2 separate regions of the Homo sapiens genome follow, and region 2 is linked to region 1. The links are chromatin contacts, found by Hi-C or POLR2A ChIA-PET in ENCODE. All regions are on one chromosome and are shown on one strand. The core of a region is the stretch at or near the end of the contact, and the rest is flanking DNA. Distances in the headings are between cores, read along the strand shown.

Region 1 (7,206 bases), core at 2,918-5,417:
AGTAATGGTTTTCATTTGCAAAGAACAAAAATGGTCTCTATTGAAGCATAAAGGGAATTTATTGGAGGATGGTGAGAATCAACAGGAAGACTAGAGGAGCAGGCTCAGGCAGGAAGCAAGGAAGGCAAGACAAAGTCCAGGTTCTGCCACGGGGATGGTATGCTCATGACGCAGGCACCACCAGCACTGGAATCCTCTACCCCTGGACACTCATCTTCTGTCATTTGACTCAACTCCACCATGGTTACCATGAATAATCACTAACCGAGTTACTTTTGTGTTACTCCTCAAAATTCAAACTTTCAGCCTAGAACCTGGGATTAGCAGTACTCAGATCATAGGCCTACATGCCACCTATCGAAGAATTAATTCTCAGAGAAGAGGAACTTGAGTTAAACAGGCACCCTCAAGAGGTGTCCACTACAGGCTGTATTCTACTCGGCAGAGGGCATGTAAGAGGATGTAAGGTGCTCATCTGGCCTAGAAACTGCTGTCACCAAACAGAGTGAGAAACCAAGCTGAGCCTATGAAAGTCTGAAGCTGTGGGTAAAGCTACCTAGGAATAAGCAGAGTGGTACCAGAAGCTAGAGCTGAAACCAGGGACTTTGGTAGATAAAACAGGCCTGGGTCAAGCTGCAGAACTAGAAAGAATTGAAGTCAGAAATAAAACAAGAGATGTCCCCAAAGTAGATTCCAGTAGCAAAGACTATACTGCCAGAAAATAGTTCTGGAGCGGAGAAGGCATACTCAGCACAGGGTTAAATTCTAAGATTGTAAACCAGGTAGTGAAGAAGTGAAAAGCTAGAGAGAGCAACAAAAGGGAGCAAGATGGAGACAGACTTGCTGAAGTTCATGTAAGATTGCCATGTTTGACATTTATTAATTGCAAGACACATTTGATTGACAAATATTCATTGCAGGATATGTCCTTCTATATCCATTTATTTATTTATTTATTTATTTATTTTGAGACGAAGTTTTGCTCTTTCACCCAGGCTGGAGTGAAGTGGCATGATCTCAGCTCACTGCAACCTCTGCCCCCGGGGTTCAAGCAATTCTCCTGCCTCAGCCTCCCGAGTGGCTGGGATTACAGACGCATGCCACCATGCCTGGCTAATTTTTGTATTTTTTTTTTTTCAGTAGAGACAGGGTTTCAACATGTTGGCCAGGCTGGTCTCAAACTCTTGACCTCAGGTGATCCACCCACCTCAGCATCCCAAAGTGCTAGGATTACAAGCTAAGCCACCGCGCCTGGCCCTCAATATACATTTACTTAGGTCGCTTAGACAGTCTTTTCCCAGTTGAGGGGAAATAAAACTGTAATATAGAAACCACAGTCCTTGAGGCAATGAAGACATCAGGAGCATTGAGAACTTGATGAGTTGGTGCATTTCTCCACTGAGCTTGGCACAATAGGCCCAACACTCAAGGAGAAATACCTTCCTTTTTCCTGATCTTCCAAATTAATCCTTAGAGAGGGGTTCTCATATTCTTCCTAACTGGGCATAGGAGCAGTCTTGGCCAGGTGGAGGCGGCAAAGCTAAGGTGGTGCAGACAATGTCAGGCACTGAATGGATTTGAGGAAGGTGGTGAGGGGATGGTTGTTAGAAAAGAGGCACCTTGTGTAGGGCTGCAGGCTTTTTTACTGTTACCAGGAAGAGAAAATCATCATAGCCTCAGTGGCGGAAGCAGCAGCAGCAGCATATCACTGATAGCACGTAGGAGAGGTTTACCCTAAACAAAAACATTTCCTGGTAGAATCACAGGTTCCAAGGTGGTACTGAGTGGGCCCTAGTTCAACTTTCAGCTTTTCAAACTTCCAGCCAAATAATTTTAAGCATTAATCAACTTACATAAATGAAAGCATTTTACTTTTATAGGGACCTAACATATCTCATAAAGTTTGTTTGTTTAAAGCTTTCCCCTAGCTTTTTCCTCCAGCAGACATTTCCAGGGGTTTCAAGACTTAAGTTCCTTATCACTCCCTAACACACATGTACATACCACACCTCTATGCTGTGCAGGAGGGAAAAGTAGGGGCAAGCTTATTTGTCCGTTTCAGGATGAACAGATTAAAAGCAATTTTTGTTACACCAAACTCAGTAAGACTTTCCAGTTTTCTCTTCCTCATTAAAAAATTTTTTAAAAAATATTCCTGGAAACAAGTGAGCCACTAAATGTAAGATTGAAAACTTTCCAGGTTATTTACAGACTGAAGTTTGACATTGATGAATATACTAAAAAAGAAATCAGGGAATGTAGTAATAAAAAAAAAAAGGGAGGGCGAAGAGAAGCAAACTCAGTAAGTCAATGTAATCCATAACTTGTAGGTGACATTCTGACATACTCTCCCAACTTTAAAACTCCATATAGAACATCTTCAAAGCCACCTTACCCCTTAAACTGGGGCAAACTACTATTTCATTTCATTATTATTTTTTAAAATATATTTTACTAAATAGATAGGAGGTCTCCCATGTTGCCCAGGCTGGTCTCCAACTCCTAGACTCAAGTGATCCTCCTGTCTTGGACTCCCAGAATGCTGGGGTTACACGTGTGAGCCACTGTGCCCGGCCTATTTTAGAGGTGATTTTTGAGACTGAGTGTTTAGGAAGACGAAATTATCTCTATTTAGTGAAGAAAGGCAACAGCTCAAGGAATTTTCTATTTTAATAAAAGCTGAATATAGACCTACATAAAATTTTAAAGCCCTGAGACAGTCAATGACAAATGAAGTTTTAGTAGCTAAGAAAATACAGCATCGTTCCACATTATGTGTCTCTTTAACGCCTACGCCTACCTTTCGTTCATTTAGTGAGCTGAAGAAAAAAATGTTCAAACCCTTATATGCATTTCCTTAAGTTCCTAGAATACCGGAATACTGACACATATGATTGCACTATTTCCTATCCGTCGAAGATGATTCTGAATTTCACTAAAAACCGCAAAGGAAACCAATAGTCACAAAATAATTCTGATAACCCCACCAAAGAGGAAATAAAGAGAGGAAGTTACTCTAAAAGTCTGATAGGGCAAAAGTGACTGCAGCAGAAGGGCCTCAAGGTTCAGTCCATGAGGACCTTGATTAACCTTCATCTTTACGCCCCCACCCCATCCTTCCGGGTCCTCCCCCTTCTTCAACGACTGGCTTTACAAGGCTCATAGGAAAGGTGCGTGTATTCAGACGGACACGATTCCAGCTGTGGCTCCTCCACTTTCAGGGTCGCTGTTTCCACAGTTGACAAGCAGGAGAACCATACTTGTTGCACTTCCCTCACTGGGCTGCCGCCAGCATCATATAGAAAAACGCTGTCCCAACATAAGCCAAAGCCACCATGACTGGGATAGTCGCCAAACAGAACTCAGCTTCGGTTCCCCTCCCGGCAAGGCTGGTTCGACCTACAGTCAACAGGAAGCTCCTGGGGGCAGGGACAGGATCCCTGCCTCGGAAGGAGGCAAGACGTGAACGTTTTTTGGACGGCGATCAGGATGGTGATGAGGGTGTGAGTAACGCCCCCGGCTCACGCGGTTGGGCTTGAGATTTTACTACCAACGACAAAGGGTGCGGAAGCGTAGCGCTGAGAAGCAAACAGCCAACCAAAAAAACTCAACCCCGTCCTCCCCCACAAAAGCAAGCCCCAAAGCCCTGGCCACTACTGAGAGCTGGGCCAAGGAACAGAGAAAGGCAGAGGGGCAGAATCGGAGCGCTCCATTCAATCTCCGCGGCAGCCGAGCGTCGGTGGGTTCGCGGGTGGGAAGGGACGCCGCGGGCCTGCTCTCCGGGCAGGGAAGCACCTCCTCCTCACGCCCCCTCGGCCTGCACCGCCCCCGGGAATCCGCCCCGGACCCCGCCGCCATGTTGGGTCGGGAGAAGTGACACGGACCGGTCGCCTATCCTGACCACAGCAAAGCGGCCCGGAGCCCGCGGAGGGGACCTGACGGGGGCGTAGGCGCCGGAAGGCTGGGGGCCCCGGAGCCGGGCCGGCGTGGCCCGAGTTCCGGTGAGCGGACGGCGGCGCGCGCAGGTACCCGCAGCCCCCGCCCCCGCTAGAAGTCAGGGGGCGGGGCCGGGGGGGGGGGGCGGAGGAGGTGGAGAGTGAGGCCGAGGCGTGGGGAGCCCGGGAACTCCCTCCTCCTGAAGTAACGCGTCCCGGGCCGGCTCTGCCGTCGTTGCTGCCGCCGGGCGCCCCGGGACGAGGAGGTGGAGGAGGGAGAGGGCCCGCGGGCCTCGCCTCCGCCCTCCGCCACCTCGAGCTGCGGTAGCAGCGACTCATGAGAGCGCGGCCGGAGGACAGGTAAGGACCCGGTGGGGCCCCGCGGGCGGAGGGTTCCACCTCTGCCCGGACAGGGCTAGGCCCCAGCGCCCGGAGCCGCCGCCGCCGCCGCCGCCGCGGTTCCCCGCCCCCGCGGGCCCGAGTCGGGAAGTTGGGAAGAAACTTCTCCCCTCCCCCGGATCGCCCGGCGGGCTTGTCTCGTTCCCCGCGCTACCTGCTCGCCCCTGACTCGGTCTCTGCCCTGTCCAGACCTGCCGGGTCCCGCCCAAGTCCGACCTGAGGTTCCAGGGGCGTGGGGACACTCCCCACCCCTTGTCTTTGGGGTCGTGTGGACCGCCCGGCGACGGGGAGGAGAGGTTTATTTTTGCCCCTACGGCCGAAGTAGGGGCGAGGGAAGCGGCCCCTTTGGGTCCTAAAGGCTGGGGGTCTGTGTATCGGCCGACGCCGGTAGCAGCTGTGCGGGGAGAGGAGCGGGTGTGTGGGGCGAGTGGATGAGCCTTTCTGGCTTTACTTGGTTTGATTGAAAACCGCAACATGTTTAAAGTTTTCCTTTGTTTTGGGTTGGGGGTTGGGAAATTTACCATTCAGCGTCCACTTTTACGGAATCATGCCACTCCGCCTCCCGTTGCGTTCGGTTCCCTGTCCACATGTGTTAAAGAAAATTGTCTTAAAGTGTGTTTTTCTTCTTGATAATTGCTTCCAGCTTTCACTTTATTGGGCATGGGGCAGAGCTGTTTTAAGAAGCTCTTTGAAAATCAAGTCTGGTGTAGGGACTTTAGTTTTTGTTTTGTAATGAGTAGGACTTAACAGTTCGGATTTGGTTGAATCATTTTCTGCATAATTAATTGATACAGGCGTGGAATAACATACTGTATAATTATAAATTACTAAAGGAAATAATGAAAGTCTTTGGTGGAAGCACAATTTTATGTCCATTTATTATGTATATACGTTCCACGGGTGTGTGTTTTCACAGTCGATTTCACATGATATGATTATAGTATCTTCATGTATTATAACTGTAAGATTACAGTGCCAAAGATACCTTGATAATTTTAAATATTTAAACCATCCTGTTACACTTCTAAAGTTAAATTACGCACTAAGGAAAGTATTACTAAATGTATACACGTGACTGTGCATTTAAGGAAAAGTGCATGGTAAATCTAATATCTTAACTATCACAGTGCTTGGCACACGGTGGACAGGAAGCATTTTGAATGGTCAGGTAATAAAGGAGTATCTTGTATTAGCCAAGGATCTTGTATGCATCACTTACGATGTTCATATATTGTACAGTAAGAAAGTTTTACTTTAGCAAATAATATATATGGTTTTTTGGTTTTTGTTTGTTTGCTTATAAGTGTGAGACCCCTGCCACAATTGACATGTAAGGAAAGGAAGTTAAATTGTATTTTTATTTTTGGACATTAGCTAAAAGTCGGTGGAGATTTTAAATGCTGGTTGACAATTCAGAGGGTCCTACATTTGAAAAAGACAATTGCCTTTGATCTGAAAACAAAACAGTTTATATCCATGTTTCCAGGATAAAAGATAAAAGGGCTCTTAAAATATATACTCTGTTGTAACCACTGTAATGTTATAATGGCTTTAATTTCGTAGTTAGGTTTTGCTGACTTCATAAACCACAAAATTGATTCCTTTCTGTTCATCTGAAAGTGAAATTACAGCTTTGACCTGTCTTCCTGGGTTAGGTGGAATTTGTCTTGTGGTCGAAGTATAATATTAATACATGGGCTGTTTTTGTGTGTGTGTTTTAGTTCAGGAAATTCACAAGCTGAAAAATTAATGTCTATGCAAGTAAAATTTCTTCATGGTATGTATTGATAAAAGAATAAATGTGCTAAAAGACTAGAAGTAAACCTGTATAAGTGAAATATTACCAACCGATGGTGTAAGACTTACTTATTCAAAGTTGAAATTTGCATCATGTTAGACAGTAAATGATTTACTACTATGGCTAGTTTTTCTTTACAAAATCAGTGTAGACATCGTTTATTCTATTAGCATTATAGTAAGAAAGAAGACTAATGCCAAAACAATTTTTTAAGTGATGCTAAGCGCTGGGGTCACCCAAACTTGGGTAATTAAAAAAAAAAAAAAACCTGCAAGGAAATTCTGTGAACGTAAAAATAGAAGCATAGAATACCTGTGGTTCTATGAAGGGAAATATATGGGAAGAGGGAGGAGATTGTGATAGGGACCTGGCTTCTGAAGTGGTGACAAAGTTCTTTTAACCTGGTAGGAGTTACCAAGGGTATTGGTCTTAGTGTAATTCATTAAGCCCTACGTTTGTGTGCAGAATCTGTTTCTATGTTTTATTTTACATGAATTTGTTGTTGTTTTTTTAAGGAATCCAGTGTGTAATGTCTATATAAGGTGCTTGGTTTAAGAACATAACTTGGTGGCTGACTTTCGAACACTACCTAGGCTATCCTTTGCAAATAGGATTAGATTTATTAAATCATAATTGTCATATACCAGCTGTATGTATAACTACTTTGAACACGTCAGGCTGGGCACGGTGGCTCACACCTGTAATCCCAGCACTTTAGGAGGCAGAGGGAAGGGGATCACTTGAGGCCAGCAGTTTGAGACCAGCCTGGCCAACGTGGTGAAACCCCATCTCTACTAAAAAGTACAAAAATTATCTGGGTGTGGTGGCGCGCCCCTGTAATCCCAGCTACCTGGGAGGCTGAGGCACGAGAATCGCTTGAACCCGGGAGACAGAGATTGCGGTGAGCTAAGATAGTGCCAGTGCATTGCAGCCTGGGCAACAGAGTGAGACTGTCTCCAAAAAAAAAAGTCAAATACTCCGAAATGTACAATAATTAGAGAATTTTTGGGAAAAAATTTCTAAATAAAGTTCTAGTTCGTTTTCTTTAATAACTTAATTGTTTTAATATTTTCA
Region 2 (7,206 bases), core at 3,923-6,422, 1.8 Mb before region 1:
TAAATACTGTGGTTGATTGAAACACCTATTTTCATGCTATTTTAAATAATTAAACAGCTATAGTTCCCCAAGGATGAGGGATTTCAATATTTGAAACATGCTGCTGGAAAATAACGTGATGCTTGCCAGCAAGAGATGTGACTATGAAGAAATGAAACTGATTATCAGAAAAGAAACCGAAACTGTGGTTTGTGAGCCTAGAGAAGCACTCAGAGGAGGGGTGTGTTATAATATTTTTATTTGCAGAGCATTAAAGAGGCAACATGGTGTTAGGGACAAGTAAATTGATCTGGGAGTGAGGACTTGTGCTCCCAGGTGCCAAACCTAATCCCTTTCTAGCTAGCTATGCAACAAAGGGCAATTCAATGAGCACTGAACACAAGATTAAAAAGACAGATTAAAAATAAAAAAAAAAACAGGCAAAAAACAGAAATAACTGTGACACTTTATTAGAAGTATTCATTCATTGGCCGGGCACAGTGGCTCACACCTGTAATCCCAGCACTTTGGGAGGCTGAGGTGGGTGGACCACGAGGTCAGAAGTTCAAGACCAGCCTGGCCAACGTGGTGAAACCCCATCTTTACTAAAAATACAAAAATTAGCCAGGTGTGGTGGCAGGTGCCTGTAATCCCAGCTACTCAGGAGGCTGAGGCAGAGAATTGCTTGAACCCGGGAGACAGAGGTTGCAGTGAGCCGAGATCGTGCCACTGCACTCCAGCCTGGGTAACAGAACAAGACTCTGTATTAAAAAAAAAAAAAAGTGAGCAGAGGTAGGAATCACAGATGACTCCCAAGTTTAGGGTTTAGGTCACTGGGTAGATGATGATGCTTTCATTGAGCTGGGGGAGAGAAGTGCTATTACTGCAATAGAAGGGATTCCCAAGAGCACAGTACAAAGGCTTGGAAGAGAGTGCCACAGAGATCCTCAGGAGACTTCCGCATTTAGAAGAGGAAAGAGATTCTCATAATGAAAATAATAAGTATATAAGGTAATGCATATGGTAATTAGCTTGATTTACCCACTCCAGTAGGGTATGTATATATATTTTGAAACATCCTGTTGTACACAGTAAATATATACAATTTTTATTTGTCAGTTTAAAAATATGTATTATTTTAAAAAGCCTAATTCTACTCTGAAAATTAAAAACAGAAGAAAAAGAGACCAGGAAAGAGAAACTTAACTTGCTGTCAGTATAAGGGTGTCAGACTTCTTTCTGATGAAGCCAGAAAGAGTGGCTCAGCAAATTGAAAACACAAGTATTCAAATGGAAAGAAAGACAAAATTATCAGGGCACTAAATTTATATCAGCCTGTTGAAGGTGAGGAAAAAAGCCACTTACTCATACAGGTATCATATATGCAAAAATCATTCATGTTGGCCAGGCATGGTGGCTCACAACTGTAAACCCAGCACTTTGGAAGGCTAAAATGGGTGGATCACTTGAGCCTAGGAGTTCAAGACCAGCCTGGGCAACATGGCAAAACCCCTTCTCTATAACCCAGTACAAACGTTAGCCAGGTATGGTGGCACACACCTGTAGTCTCAGCTACTGAGATGACAGGATCGCTTGAGCCCAGGAGGTCGAGGCTGCAGTGAGCCATGATTGTGCCACCGCACTCCAGCCTAAGTGACAGAGTGAGACCCTGTCTCCAAAAAATTAAAAAAAAAAAAAGAAAAAGATCATTCATATCAGCATAGCAAAAGTCAGGGACAGCATTATTTAGAGAATCCAGGCTCACTGCAAATTTTTTAGAGTTTATTATTTTGGAGACCAGAACCAGTCAGGATGACCCTATTCTTTTAAGTTTTTCTTGAGAATGTGAAGTGGTTTGATTTTGTTCCTATCTATAGTATGTGATGTGCTTAATCATACTGGAAGCAGAACAAAGCGTGAGTTTTGCTTCTATAGGAGATTAGCAATGGCATAAGGCATATGGAGGGAAGGAAAAGAGAGAGGGAAGGAGGGACTGACCATACAGAGACATAGAGTAGGGTGTGCATGGCACGCATGTGTGACAAAGAGCAAGTATAAATTATTATTGGGGCTCCTGTGTGTCTGTGTCATCACTCAGGTGTCCAGGCCTCATTAGGCCACACAGCAGACTGATCAGCAATTCCCAACCTTTCATTTGGGTTCCACATGAAATACTGATGAGGAGTCTTTGTAGAACTTGGAGAAGGTAGAACTGAAACTCAAGGGAGATCCTACTAAAATGGTTACAGGAGGTATTGTCTAGTTCAAAGAAGGTCACTTTCGTAAGGATTTAACGGTAGTCCAAGATGAAAACCTCAGGCTTCATCTGTTGTCAAATAATACATAAGGTATTTCTAGGCTTCTCCAGAGAGAAAGAGTCAAAGTCTGCAGGAAATCGCTAGCTCCTGCAATATCAATCAAATTAAAACTATACAATTGGCAATAGATGGGGAATTTACACATGTTACACATGGGCTCTGTAGAATAGCTAGACTTTGAAGCCCCGATCTTCCCTTTGGGGTCCCTTTCTATTGCTATCACTGCCAGCTCCTTTTTGGTAAATCCTATTACTTTTTTTTTTGTGGTTGGGAGAGGATCTCACTCTGTCGCCCAGGCTGGAGTATAGCGGTGCAATCACAGCTCACTGCAGCCTCCACCTCCCTGAGCTCAGGAGATTCTCTCACCTCAGCCTCCCTAGTAGCCGGAACTACAGGTGCCCACCACTATGCCTGGCTAATTTTTGTATTTTTTGTAGAGACAGGATTTTGCCATGTTGCCCAGGCTAATCTCGAACTCCTGACCTCAGGTCAGGAGGCCGATGCATTTGCCTCGGCTTCCCAAAGTGCTGGGATTACAGGACTGAGCCACCACGCCCGGCCACTATCACCTTTTATGAACATACGTCCCCACCTTAATTCCTGGCAGCATAGTAGAGACTTTGCTGGTGTTCAGACTATAGTATGTGTAAGAATAACCTGTACTGTGTGTTTAAAATACAAATTCCTAGGTTCCACACCCAGATATTAATATTTTGAATCAGTCAAATATGAGACTGAGAATGTATATTTTTAACAACTTTCATGTGGTTCTGACAGAGATAGTTCAAACACCACATTTTGAGAAACACTGAACCAAATGGGACAAAAAAGGTGATGGATATAGAAAAGAATATATTGAAGCCAATCTGAAAAGGCTACATACTGAATGATGTCAAGTATATGACATTTCTGGAAAAGGCAAAACTATGGAGACAGGAAAATGATCAGTGGTTGCCCAAGGGCTGCGAAGAGGAGGGATGGGCAGGCAAAACACAGAGGATTTTTAGGGCAGTTAAATTATTCTGTCTGATACCATAGTGGTGAATACATGTCACTTATACATTTGTCCAAACCCAAAGAATGTGCAACATGAAGAGTGAACCCTTATGTAAACTACGGACATTCCGTGGTTATGATGTATCTGCATAGATTCCCTCATTGTAACACATGCTGCTCTCTGGTGGGCAATGTTGAAAACCAGGGAGCTGGCATGTGTGGGGGCAGGAGGTACCTTTCTTTCCATTTTGCTGTGAACCTAAAACTGTTCTAAAAACATAGTCTCTCGCTCTCTGTTTTTTTTTTTTTAGACGGAGTCTCGCTCTGTCGCCCAGGCTGGAGTGCAGTGGCTCCATCTCGGCTCACTGCAAGCTCCGCCTCCCGGGTTCACGCCATTCTCCTGCCTCAGCCTCCGGAGTAGCTGGGACTACAGGCGCCCGCCACCACGCCCGGCTAATTTTTGTATTTTTAGTAGAGACGGGGTTTCACCGTGTTAGCCAGGATGGTCTTTATCTCCTGACCTCGTGATCCACCTGCCTCGGCCTCCCAAAGTGCTGGGATTACAGGTGTGAGCCACCACGCCCGGGCTAAATTTCTGTTTCTTATCTAAGTTTCACTTTCTTTAGAGAGAAATAATCTCTTCTCTAAAACTATATTACTCATCCTCCCCTTACAAGGCAATTGGCCGGTTCTAGAGTTAGAATGCAGCATCCCCACACAAGATACACAGATCCTATAGCACACAGGTCATTAGCCATCCATAACCATATCAATTATGAAAAATAAGGACACTTTTTGTCACATTCCTCAAAATGTGTATTTTTCAGTTCTAAATATCCCTATTAATAGTTAATTTAAGTCCGGGCACGATGGCTCACGCCTGTAATCTCAGCACTTCGGGAGGCTGAGGCGGGCAGATCACTTGAGGTCAGGAGTTTGAGACCAGTCTGGCCAACATGGCGAAACCCTGTCTCAACTAAAAATACAAAAATTAGGTGGGCGTGGTGGCACGCACCCGTAATGCCAGCTACTCGGGAGGCTGAGGCAGGAGAATCACTTGAACTGGGGAAGTGGAGGTTGCAGTGAGCTGAGATTGTGCCATTGCACTCCAGCCTGGGCGACAGAGGGAGACTCCTGGCAAAAAAAAAAAAAAAAAAAAAGGTTAATTCAAGCTGACACTTGCCAAGCCTGGGTCAGTTCCTCCTCACAGAATGTACTCTGGCTTGACGTGAATCTGACTTCTATAATTGCCCCCTGCTGTCCTGTGGTACATAACTCTTGATACTTCTGAGATGTGATTTAGAAAATGAATACTTCTCCAAAGGAAACAATAAATTTGCAGAGATAAAACTGCCTAAATCATGCTGAATATGTTGCACAAGGAGAACCAAGCCCTCCCCATTCCCAATCATATGTATAGGAAATGTAGACTTTTTCAAGGCAGTCAGCAGGAACAAAATATGCGCAAAGACTCTGTTTTCATGTTTTTGTACTTTAGTTTTGTATTAGATATTTCCTGCTTCTACAGCTGTTGGGTGTGTCCCTCCTCCTGTTCCGGTGATGTAAACCTAAAAAAAAAAAAAAAAAAAAAAGAAAGCTTCTCAAAAAAGAATAAAGAAGTAAACACACACACACACACACACACACACACACACACACAAACACTGAACATTTTAGATTCCCTGTTATGTCAACCCTTTTCATTTTAGAGAATGTTTTTGCCTCACATGTGCAAAACTAAATCTATCCAACCTTGTTGCTTTTTCAGAAGAAAAGGAAGTATACACTTGTGTATTGTCTCCAGCTTTGCTAGCCTAAGAGAAACTAACTGCTTGTAACTCAAAGCCAAATCCTCAAGGTGTTCTAGCTCAAAGCCAACCACAACAGGAAGGGGAAGTACACAATATCTTACACTTTATATAATTTTGCTGTTCTCTCCTCACGTCCCTACGTCTCTCACACATCTCTAAATCTTCTTACAGGGCACAGCATCCTTGGAAATGCAGGAAACAGCTTCTGGATATCTGATGCAGGGCTCCCCTTAGATTTTTCACAGCGGCCGAGCAGCCTCCTATCTCCATACAAGTCGAAGTCCCCATTTTCCTCTGCTGTGGTTGAAATTTTCACAGAGTGCTCCTCTGGAACTACAGTCCTACTGAGCCTTTTCTATGGCCTTCTATGCAGTTACTTTCCCCAAACAGGACCCTTAATTCTAATCAGAGCTTGAGAAACTCTGCCAGCAGTCAGACTGTGATAAACAATGTTTTCGACAGGACACAGAAAGGCCAACAGAACAATGTTTCTAACCAAACATAATTAATGCTGTACCGTAGTTGGAAAAAAAAAGACTAACCATTCCTTCTTAGAATCACCGAACAAAGGCCAAACCCTATAAAAAGCCCCTCCCTGGCTGGGCACGGTGGCTCACGCCTGTTATCTCAGCACTTTGGGAGGCCAAGGCGGGCAGATCACTTGAGGTCAGGAGTTTGAGACCAGCCTGACCACATGGTGAAATCCTGTCACTACGAAAAATACAAAAATTAGCTGGGCGTGGTGGCATGCACCTGTAATCCCAGCTACTCGGGAGGCTGAGGCAGGAGAATTGTTTGAACCTGGGAGGCGGAGGTTGCAGTGAACTGAGATCACGCCACTGCACTCCAGACTGGGCAACAGAGGGACTCCGTCTCGGGAAAAAAAAAAAAAAAGCCCCTCCTTGCTCCATGTTTCTGAGATATCCCATGACCAGTTCCTCCTCACTACAGCAAGTACAGTCATGCAACTATTTTCTGTAGGTAAGACCTGTGGTCTTTTCTTTGGTTGGTGAGCTTTAACTGGCTTTTATTATCTCTGGGTGGCATTTTCAATTCTCAGAGTGATTGTCCCATAGAATTGAAGTCTCCTAACCCTCCCTTCCCCTAGAAGCCGCATTCTAATCAGGGCTTGAGAAACTCTGCCAGCAGTTAGGCTGTGATAAACAATGTTTTCAACAGGACACAGAAAGGCCAACAGAACAATGTTTCTAACCAAACATAATTAATGCTAAACTATAGTATAGCATCCCCTGCCCCACCACACCACACCCTTGCTTACTATACCTACTTGATGGAACTCCCCAAGTTCCTTCTCTTTGCCCCAGGATAGAGGTTGCCTTAAGGAAAGACATCAGGATAATGCTGTTCTTGGCTCCCGGTTACCCAGTGACTCCTTCCTTTCCATGCACAGATTGAGAGCATCCACTGCCGGGCGACTTTTTTGTCTGTCCTACTCGTCACCCTCCATCAGGGGATTTTGGTGGAAGTGCCAGCCTTTCCCAGCCCTTTCCAGGCCTCTACAGCCAGTTCTGTTTCTAGCCTGACTCAGTTCCACATCTTTCCTCCCTCTCCTGAAAATGGACAATTTTGAGTAACCAACTGTTTGACTTCTCCATATCTCTCTTCCAGGATGTGAGGCATGAAGATGCGGGTGTGAGAGTAGATCTAAAATTCATTTTCAAGGATCCAAATAACTTGGCCCTTGACCCTCCTGGTGCCTAGAAAACCAACTCTCTCCAATAGACCTACTCTCATCTTCCCTACTCCAAAGCTGTCAGATACCTAGGGAATCCGTTTTACAACCATTTCATTGGTCTCCCAGCATTTTGATGGAATTTTGCATTGTTTATCTTTGTGAACAATATACTTCTCTTAAGTGCCTGGGCAACTAACTTAGTCTCTAATTTGTAGAGAGTAGAACCTCTTCCTACTTCTAAGGCTGAAAGATAAAAAGGGAGTAATTTTCCCCACCATTCCATCCCTCTGCTGGGACACTGGTCTAGTTTGTATCCTCTTCGAGTTCCCTAGGGTGGAACCATGTCTTCTAGCAAACAGACTGGCTTCTTCAGCACTGATGTTTTCCTCTTTTCTCAGGAGTGGAA

Evidence for each region. Hi-C counts contacts between places; a loop is a spot of excess contacts on that map. ChIA-PET counts read pairs that join two places held with the same protein, here RNA polymerase II (POLR2A). Pooled maps may share reads with other maps.
Region 2: a map of naive thymus-derived CD4-positive, alpha-beta T cell shows a loop between it and region 1 (25-fold over the local background). The contact joins the enhancer-like site here to the promoter of YES1 in region 1. A Hi-C loop is called at or near these places in 2 of 168 maps with a recorded cell type or tissue (both naive thymus-derived CD4-positive, alpha-beta T cell), 7 of 37 single-sample maps with no recorded cell type and 10 of 50 pooled maps. POLR2A ChIA-PET finds 5 or more read pairs at or near these places in 1 of 52 experiments (activated T-cell).

What each region holds. Positions count from the first base shown.
Region 1 is chr18:809,203-816,408 of GRCh38, reverse strand. It overlaps YES1 (YES proto-oncogene 1, Src family tyrosine kinase), which reads left to right and starts at 4,167. Exons shown (of 12, transcript NM_005433.4): 1 at 4,167-4,295. RefSeq lists enhancers at 2,965-3,506, 3,507-4,049 and silencers at 3,781-4,290, 4,341-4,400, 4,471-4,560.
Region 2 is chr18:2,634,782-2,641,987 of GRCh38, reverse strand. No RefSeq gene overlaps it. Among named protein-coding and RNA genes, the nearest start is that of SMCHD1, 17 kb to the left of the region's middle. RefSeq lists enhancers at 47-256, 4,653-4,702, 5,293-5,472. Within about 2 kb of position 5,172, at least 15 of the 41 ENCODE cell types and tissues checked have a DNase peak (open chromatin) inside an H3K27ac peak, as active enhancers do.